2 separate regions of the Homo sapiens genome follow, and region 1 is linked to region 2. Evidence: chromatin loops called from intact Hi-C (ENCODE). Cell type or tissue: PC-3. All regions are shown on one strand. Region 1 has its middle 380 kb from the start of LINC02109. Region 2 has its middle 290 kb from the start of LINC02103.

Region 1 (4,000 bases), 190 kb after region 2:
AGTGTCAACCTTCTCTGGGGTCCTTCCTTACTCACTTCCCTACTACTATCGTTGACAACCTCATTCACTCCCAAAAGGTTGCTTTTCAGATTTGACTGTCAAATCTTTGTTACAGCCCAGATCTCTATAAAGTTTCAGTCTCATCTGTGTTCCCAACTACTTATTAGCTATAACAACTAGGTTGTCTTTCCAAAGATCAATATATCAAATCTAAGATAACTACCACTGTCTTCCCTTCCTTCATTTTAACATCATTTCAGCTTGTTACTTACGCATTCTCTACCTTGGTTAAAGCAATCATGGTCCTGTCTCTCAAATTAAAAATCTCAGAAATACTTTTTTTCTCCCTTACCAAAATAATACTGCTATTGTTCATTAAAACAGGCAAAAGGGATAAACAATAACCCAGGACAGTCTTTGGCACTTTCCTGGGAACCAAGAGCAAGCATTGGTTCCTTATTAGTGACTGAAGGAGTATAACAAGAAGTCGCCAATGAAATGTGCATTTGTTCATCTGTCACCTTCTTTTCATTTCATTTTCCATCCTATTGTTTGAATCAGACTCTATAAACTGTTTCCCAGGGCACACAATTTGCCTCTGATTTTCCAGCTTCCCAATTAATCTTTCATTGCTTAAAATATGCAATGGGATTTATTTAAAATAGTTTATGCTTTAAAACTTTTTAGTATGTTTCCAAGGCCTTCATAATCATCATCTACCATATTTTTCTCTCTTCTGTCTCTTGATTTTGATGCACTCATTTTATTTTCTGATTACTCCCAAACTTACACATTTTCCAAACAACCCAGGACACTTCTCACACCCTTGGCTCTACATACACTGGTCTCCATTTCCTGAATAGCTTTCTCCCTTTTCCCATATGTATAAATACTGATTTTACCTTCCTTGAGGCCCAGATAAAGCATTATCCCCTCTATAAAAATATCTCTTTCCTCCCCAAACTAAATATAGTTTTTGCACTAAAATTAATTTCTGCCTCTATATTCAAAAAGCATGTCTTATTAAAATTATCAATGTTTTTATTATTTTATTTTTTCCTAGTAGAGAGATAGCGCTTATCAATTGTGTATTATTTTAAAAAAAATCTGTACGTCGACATAATTAATATGACTTGCCTTCACTGATCCTTACGTACATAACTAATATTTTGAAATTTGTGCATCATTCAGGAAAACATACTGTTTAATGTTATTATTTACTTTTGAAAACAATATGCAGTCTCTAGTAAAAAATTTTATTTACTGTTTCTTAACTTTAATGTGAAATAAGATCAAGACTAAAAAACAAAATATTAACATACCTATATACCTACCCATTTAATAACTTAAATATAATTCAATATATTATAACTAATTTTTAAGAGATTAAAAAACATTTTATTTTATCAGACACTCAAGTATTAAATTTTCATATTCATTCTACTGTTTCTAGTAAGCTCTAGCATTTTAGGGGTTGGGCTGCCATCTGGTGGAAATTTTAAGTCTTAACTAAAAAATCTATATTTTGGTGTGGCTTGCTCATTTATGTGTTATAAGCACGTTAATAAACATTCTAGTTGCACAGGAGAAAATGTACTAAATTAAATTAATGAGCTGAAATGTAATAGAAAATAAAAGCAAATACATATTTAAATTAGACAAGTATGCGTTTCTGCTTGCCTTAACCATCCATTTGTACCACAATAAATTTAATACTGTGAATATAAAGAAGGCCATAAAAACTCAACAAATAGACAAACAGACAATTGGTTACTGTGTGAACACAATCAGGATTTTTTAACCCTAAGTTATAAACCAAGATTTGCTTTTACTGTCATACAATTACAAAACCTCTACATAAGCTTCAAAAGAAACCATAAGTAGTCATGAAAAAATACACTGGGAAGAAATTACATTCTATTTCTTTTCTGATTACCCAATTGCACATTCATTTCTCAGTTATTTCTTCTTGAAATACCTTGTTTGGTGCAGCAATACCTTGCTGTTTACCATACTTAATGAAATACAAACTAGAGTAGATAAACTCAGAAACAAATGTAAAATAGAGTACTCAGATATGAAATAGAATATTGTCAAATATTGTTTTAGAAAGACTCACATACAAACATTTCAAAACTGATTATACCGAAAATTTTTAAATGAAATTATTGAAGATAACTGTTGGTTGGTAGAGTTGATATGTTAATATTCTAGAGTGCAGATCACATCCTTAGTCTTATTATTGACACAAACTCACAGGAGGTGCATTTTTATCTAATGAGGTTGTTATTCTTGTTGGATATTTTTTATTTCCAAAAAATTAAAATTTAATCTCACCATAATGGGATGTTTGCCTAGACATGCTAGGCTTGACAGAGATGATTTATGATTCTGAAAATAAAACTAAATTGCACAGAGCCCTTGAGGAACCTAAAAGCAGAATGTGTTAGAGAAGTGAGGGATACATTGTGAAGCAGGAAGGCTCAAGAGCAGTTCCAGTTCCATTCTTAATTAACAGTATGGTTTAAATAAAAATAATAATCATAATCATAAGCCACATTGTAAAGCAGTTTTCATATCACATATTATTGAATCCTCACAACAATGAGATGATAAGCGTTCCTTTACTATTAGTTTTGTAGAAATCACAAAACAGGCTCAGAGATACAAAATAACTTTGCCAAGTGCAAACAACTAGTATATGCCACAGATGGAACATTCAGGCAGACTACTGGGATTCGGCTTGCTCATTGAAAAATAATATTCTGTGAATCCTATTTAGGATTTTAGTTTTCTATGCAGGTGAATCATAATAGGTTTACTTTATTACAGAACCAATTAGTATTTTAAAATTAATCTGTATTTGTTTTGTTAGGATTTAACATACATAAAGAATATACATAAAAATTTATGTGCCTGGAAAAAATAAGGTACAACAAAGAGCCATGGCTATAACTATAACCAGTATTCAAGAAGCCTCCAGCAATGCATCTATAAATATGAAAGCTTTCTGCAACTGACTTGGGTGTAAACTTTACACTACAATTTATAATAATTGTCTCCTGTTTTTTTTAAGACAGAGTTTCGCTCTGTTGCCCAGGCTGGAGGGCAATGGTGTGATTTCGGCTCACTGCACCCTCTGCCTCCCAGGTTCAAGCAATTCTCCTCCCTCAGCCTCCTGAGTAGCTGGAATTACAGGCACCTGACACTATGCCCGGCTAATTTTTTGTATTTTTTGCAGAGACAGGGTTTCACTATGCTGGTCATGAACTCCTGACCTCGTGATTGGCCCGCCTTGGCCTCCAAATATTGCTTTTTTTAAAAAAGGTATACACCTTTGTATTCATCCTAAAAGTTAATTTTGTTTTGTCTGTTATGCTTATTAATGGTAATATATGTTTTTTATTTGATATCTTGTTTCAGTCAAGGTTTGTGAAAATTATCTTAGATAATTTTATATATTAGAGATACCGTTTATTTTTATTGCTCTATGGTAATTCATTGTATCAATATGAAATAATTATTTATTTTGTAATTGATAGACATAGGATTTTCTTCTAGTTCAAATCTATTACGATAAAATCCAGTGGGATTTCTGTGTGATAAGTTATGTACATCTTCCAAATTTGTATATATATCCTAATTACCAAAATGATTGTATCAACTTATTCTCTTATCCACACTGCACAGTGAAATTTTTTGTTTCTTTTGCCACTCTGATGGTTGTTTTGTTTTGCTTTGATGCTTACAAGATTGAACACACCTTTTCATAGAATTATAGAATACATAATTCATTTTTGTGCTCATTTAAAAATATTACGCTATGTATTTCTCTTACTCATTTATAGCAATTCTAAACATATTTGGAATGCAGATTGTTTCCAGGCAAAGTAAAGAGTAAAGTATGTTCTGGGGAAAATAAAAACAAATATAGGCCGGGCACAGTGGCTCACGCCTGTAATTCCAGCATTTTGGGAGGCCGAGGCAGGTGGATCTCCTG
Region 2 (4,000 bases):
ACAACTGATCACTCAGAAACACAGAAGATCCTCAGATACCACTATGAACAACTCTATGCTCAAAAATTTAAAAATCTAGAGGAAATGGATAAATTCCTGGGAGCACAAAATCTCCCAAGATTGGATCAGGAAGAGTTTGAAACCCTGAATAGACAAATACCAACTTCTGAAGAACCTACCAACGAAAAGAAACTGCGGGCCAGATAGATTCATAGCCAAATTCTACCAGACATACCAAGAAAAGCTAATACCAATTCTACTGCAGCTATTCCAAAAATTGAGGAACAAGGACCCCTTGCTAACTCATTCTATGAATCCAACATCAGCTTTATGCCAAAATTTGGCAGAGACACAACAAAAAAAGAAAACATCAGACCAATATCTCTCATGATTATATATGCAAAAGTCCTCAACAAAATACTAGCAAATTTAATCCAGCAGCACATCAAAAAGTTAACACACCACAATCAAGTAGGCATTATTCCTAGAATGCAAAGCTGATTCAACATGCACACATTAATAAATGTGATTTACCGCATAAACAGAACCAAAAGCGAAAACCGTATGATCATCTCAATAGATGCGGAAAAGGCATTTGATAAAATCCAACATCCCCTCATGACAAAATCCTCAAAAACCTAGGCATCAAAGAAACATACCTCAAAATAATAAGAGCCATCTTCGACAAACCCACAGTAAACATCCTACTGAATGGACAAAAGCTGGAAGCACTCCCCTTGAGAACTGGAGCAAGATAAAGATGTCCACTCACACCACTCTTACTCAACACAGTACTGGAATTACTAGACAGAGCAGTCAGGCAAAAAAAAAAAAAAGTTATAAAAGGCATCTAAATAAGAAAAGAAGTCAAACTGTGTCTCTTCATTGACGATATGATTCTGGACCTAGAAAATCCTAGAGACTCTGACATAAGGTTACTAGTATTGATAAAGGATTTGTATTCAGTAAAGTTTCTGGATACAAAATTAAGGAACAATAATCAGTAGCATTTTTACTCAACAACAACTGAGAGTGAAATCAGGAACACAATCCCACTTACAATAACCACAAAGAAAATAAAACACCTAGGAATACAGCTAACCAAGGAGGTGAAAGATCTCCATAAGGAGAACTACCAAACACTGCAGAGAGAAATCAGAGATGACACAAATAAATGGAAAAACATTTCATGCTCATGAATTGGAAGAATCAATGTCATAAAAATGGCCATGCTGCCCAAAGCAATTTACAGATTCAATGATATTACTATCAAACTATCAATGTCATTCTTCACAGAATTGGGGAAAAAAGTATGCTAAAATTCACATGGAACCAAAAAAGAGCCTGAATTGTGAAAGCTATCCTAAGTAAACAGAACAAAGCCAGAGGCATTGCACTACCTTACTTCAAACTGTAGTATAAAGCCAGAGTAATCAAAACATTTTGTACTGGTACAAAAACAGGCATGGAGAAAAATGGAACAGAATAGAAGACTCAGAAATAAAGTCACACACCTACAATCATCTGATCTATGACAAGGCTGATGAAAACAAGCACTGGGGAAAGGACTCCCTATTCAATAAATGGTGCTGAGATAACTGGCTAGTCATATGCAGAAGACTGAAGCCACACCCCTTCCTTTTGCCATATAAAAAATTAATTCAAAATGGATTAAAGATTTAAATGTAAAACCTCAAAGTATAAAAATCCTGGAAGACAACCTAAGAAATACTCTTCTCGACATCAGTCTTGGCAAGAAATTTTTAACTAAGTCTCTGAAAGAAATCACAACAAAACCAAAAATAAAGTGGGACCTAATTAAACTAAAAATCTCCTGAACAGAGAAATAAACTATCAACAGAGCAAACAGACAACCCACAGAATGGGAGAAGATATTTGCAAACCATGCATCTGACAAAGGTATAATATCCTGATTTTGTAGGTTACTTAAACAAATTAACAAGTGAAAACCAAATAATCCCATTAAAAAATGGACAAAGGATACTAACAAACCCTTCTCAAAACAAAAAAAAGACATATAAGGGGCCAATGAACATATGAAAATATGCTTCGCATGACTAATCATTAGAAAAATGCAAATCAAAACCACAGTCAGATACCGTCTCAGACCAGTCAGAATGGCTATTATTAAAAGAACAACAGATGCTGGTGAGGCTTGGGAGAAAATGTAACACTATACACTCCTGATGGAAATGAAAATTAGTACAGCCACGGTGAAAAGCAGTGTGAACATTTCTCGTGTAACTTACAATAGAGCTACCATTTGACCCAGCAATCTCATATTAGATATATACCCAAAGAAAATAAACCATTTTCCCAAAAAGATACATGCGCTTGTATGTTCATTCCTGTGCTATTCACAATAGCAAAGACATGTAATCAACCCAGGTGCCCACCAATGATAGATCAGATAAAGACAATGTGGTACATATATACCATGGAATTCTACACAGTCATGAAAGAATGAAATCAAGTCCTTTGCAGCAACATGAATGGGGCTGGAGGTCATAATTCTATGCAAATTAATGCAGAAACAGAAAACCAAATACCACATGTTCTCACTTATAAGTGGTAGCCAAACATTGAATACAAATGGACAAAAATATGGGAACAGTAGTTATTGAGGACTACTATGGAGGATGGGGAGTGTGTGAATTAAAAGAAACTACCTACTGGGGACTATGCTCACGTTTGGAGTGTCAGTATCTGTACTCCAAGCGTCAACATCATGCAGTATTCCCATGTAACAAGTCTGCATGTGTACCCTGTATCTAAAATAAATATTAAGAAAAACAGCAAAAAAATCACACAAAAAATAAAAACAAAAACAAACAACAAATCTAAAAAATATTTGTGAAGTTTTTACTCTCCTTGTTTCAACCCCCTTGGGCATGGCGGCACTTTTGAAGAGAGATGTCCACATTCCCAGAGTAATACTCTGGTCTCTGGTTGTGGAGGAACCAGAACAGACTCTATTTGCAAATTATTTTGTGTGTGTATTCTCACCTGTATGAAGGCCACTTGAGGGAGTGACGTAAGGCATTCATATCTGTTTCAATTAATTTAGAATCCAGGCCAGGAAGCAAGCACTGGACATTGCTCAAAAACACTGCAAGCCAACCCAATAACCTGCAGACTCCTGTGGCAAAGAACACGCTGAAACATGCAATAGACTACCTGTAGCTTGGGAGTAAAAGCTAGAAAGAGTTCCTTTGGGAAGCTAAGACATTCAAAAGCACGTTCATATGAGGAGAAATTTAGGAGGCTGTGCTCAGGTCCAGAGCAAGACAAAATGCTTAGAAAAATCTAGGAAGACACAAACCTATCATTTTTAGTTGATTCTTAGTCTCAGTACAAGCCTGGTAAAGTGCTGAAGGAGCATCCCCTTCAGACTCGGAAAAGTGTTTTTTTGTTTGGTTGGTTGGCTGGTTTTAGCTGTTGGCATTATCCTTCAAAGGAAATCTCTGTTAAAACACTGGGTAAACACTAACTAAGGTACAGAGACGTTTTTGACTACATACAACGGATACAGCCTTTACAAAAATAGTTTGAAAAAGACACTAAGCAAATTGACTACTATAGCTTTCCATTGAAACAACCACAGGCAACAACAAAATAACAACAAACTCTGGGGAAGGGAGAAAATCTAATTTCTAAAATTACTTCATTACAATATTCAAATGTCCACCTTTAACAAAAGTATCACAAGGTGTACAAAGTAACAGAAAAATATGCTGATTCAAAGTAGTGAAATATGTGGATTCTCTCTAATGGAGCCAAAACTTTGGACTTACAAGACAATAACTTTAAAATAACCGTCTTGCAATGGATCTGTTAATAAGCCTGATTTAGCCATTCTACAATGTATACATATATGAAAACATCATGTTGCACAGCATAAATGTATACAACCTTATTAGTCAGTTATAAATAATTCAATATGTAAATAAAATTTTTAAAACAAAAAACAACTGTGTTA

The links. Hi-C counts contacts between places; a loop is a spot of excess contacts. Peaks named below come from ENCODE experiments on the same cell type or tissue, not always from the same donor. Only the 100,000 strongest peaks of a DNase experiment are listed, where the experiment ranks them.
Region 1: a loop joins it to region 2, with 4 times the contacts of the local background. A loop is called at or near these places in 2 of 110 quality-filtered maps.

The regions. Positions count from the first base shown.
Region 1 is chr5:28,765,262-28,769,261 of GRCh38, forward strand. No RefSeq gene overlaps it. Among named protein-coding and RNA genes, the nearest start is that of LINC02109, 380 kb to the right of the region's middle. In PC-3, a CTCF peak has its summit at 1,505 (motif pointing left); a DNase peak (open chromatin) is centred at 1,490.
Region 2 is chr5:28,578,704-28,582,703 of GRCh38, forward strand. No RefSeq gene overlaps it. Among named protein-coding and RNA genes, the nearest start is that of LINC02103, 290 kb to the left of the region's middle. In PC-3, no CTCF peak of the experiment used is centred here; a DNase peak (open chromatin) is centred at 2,118.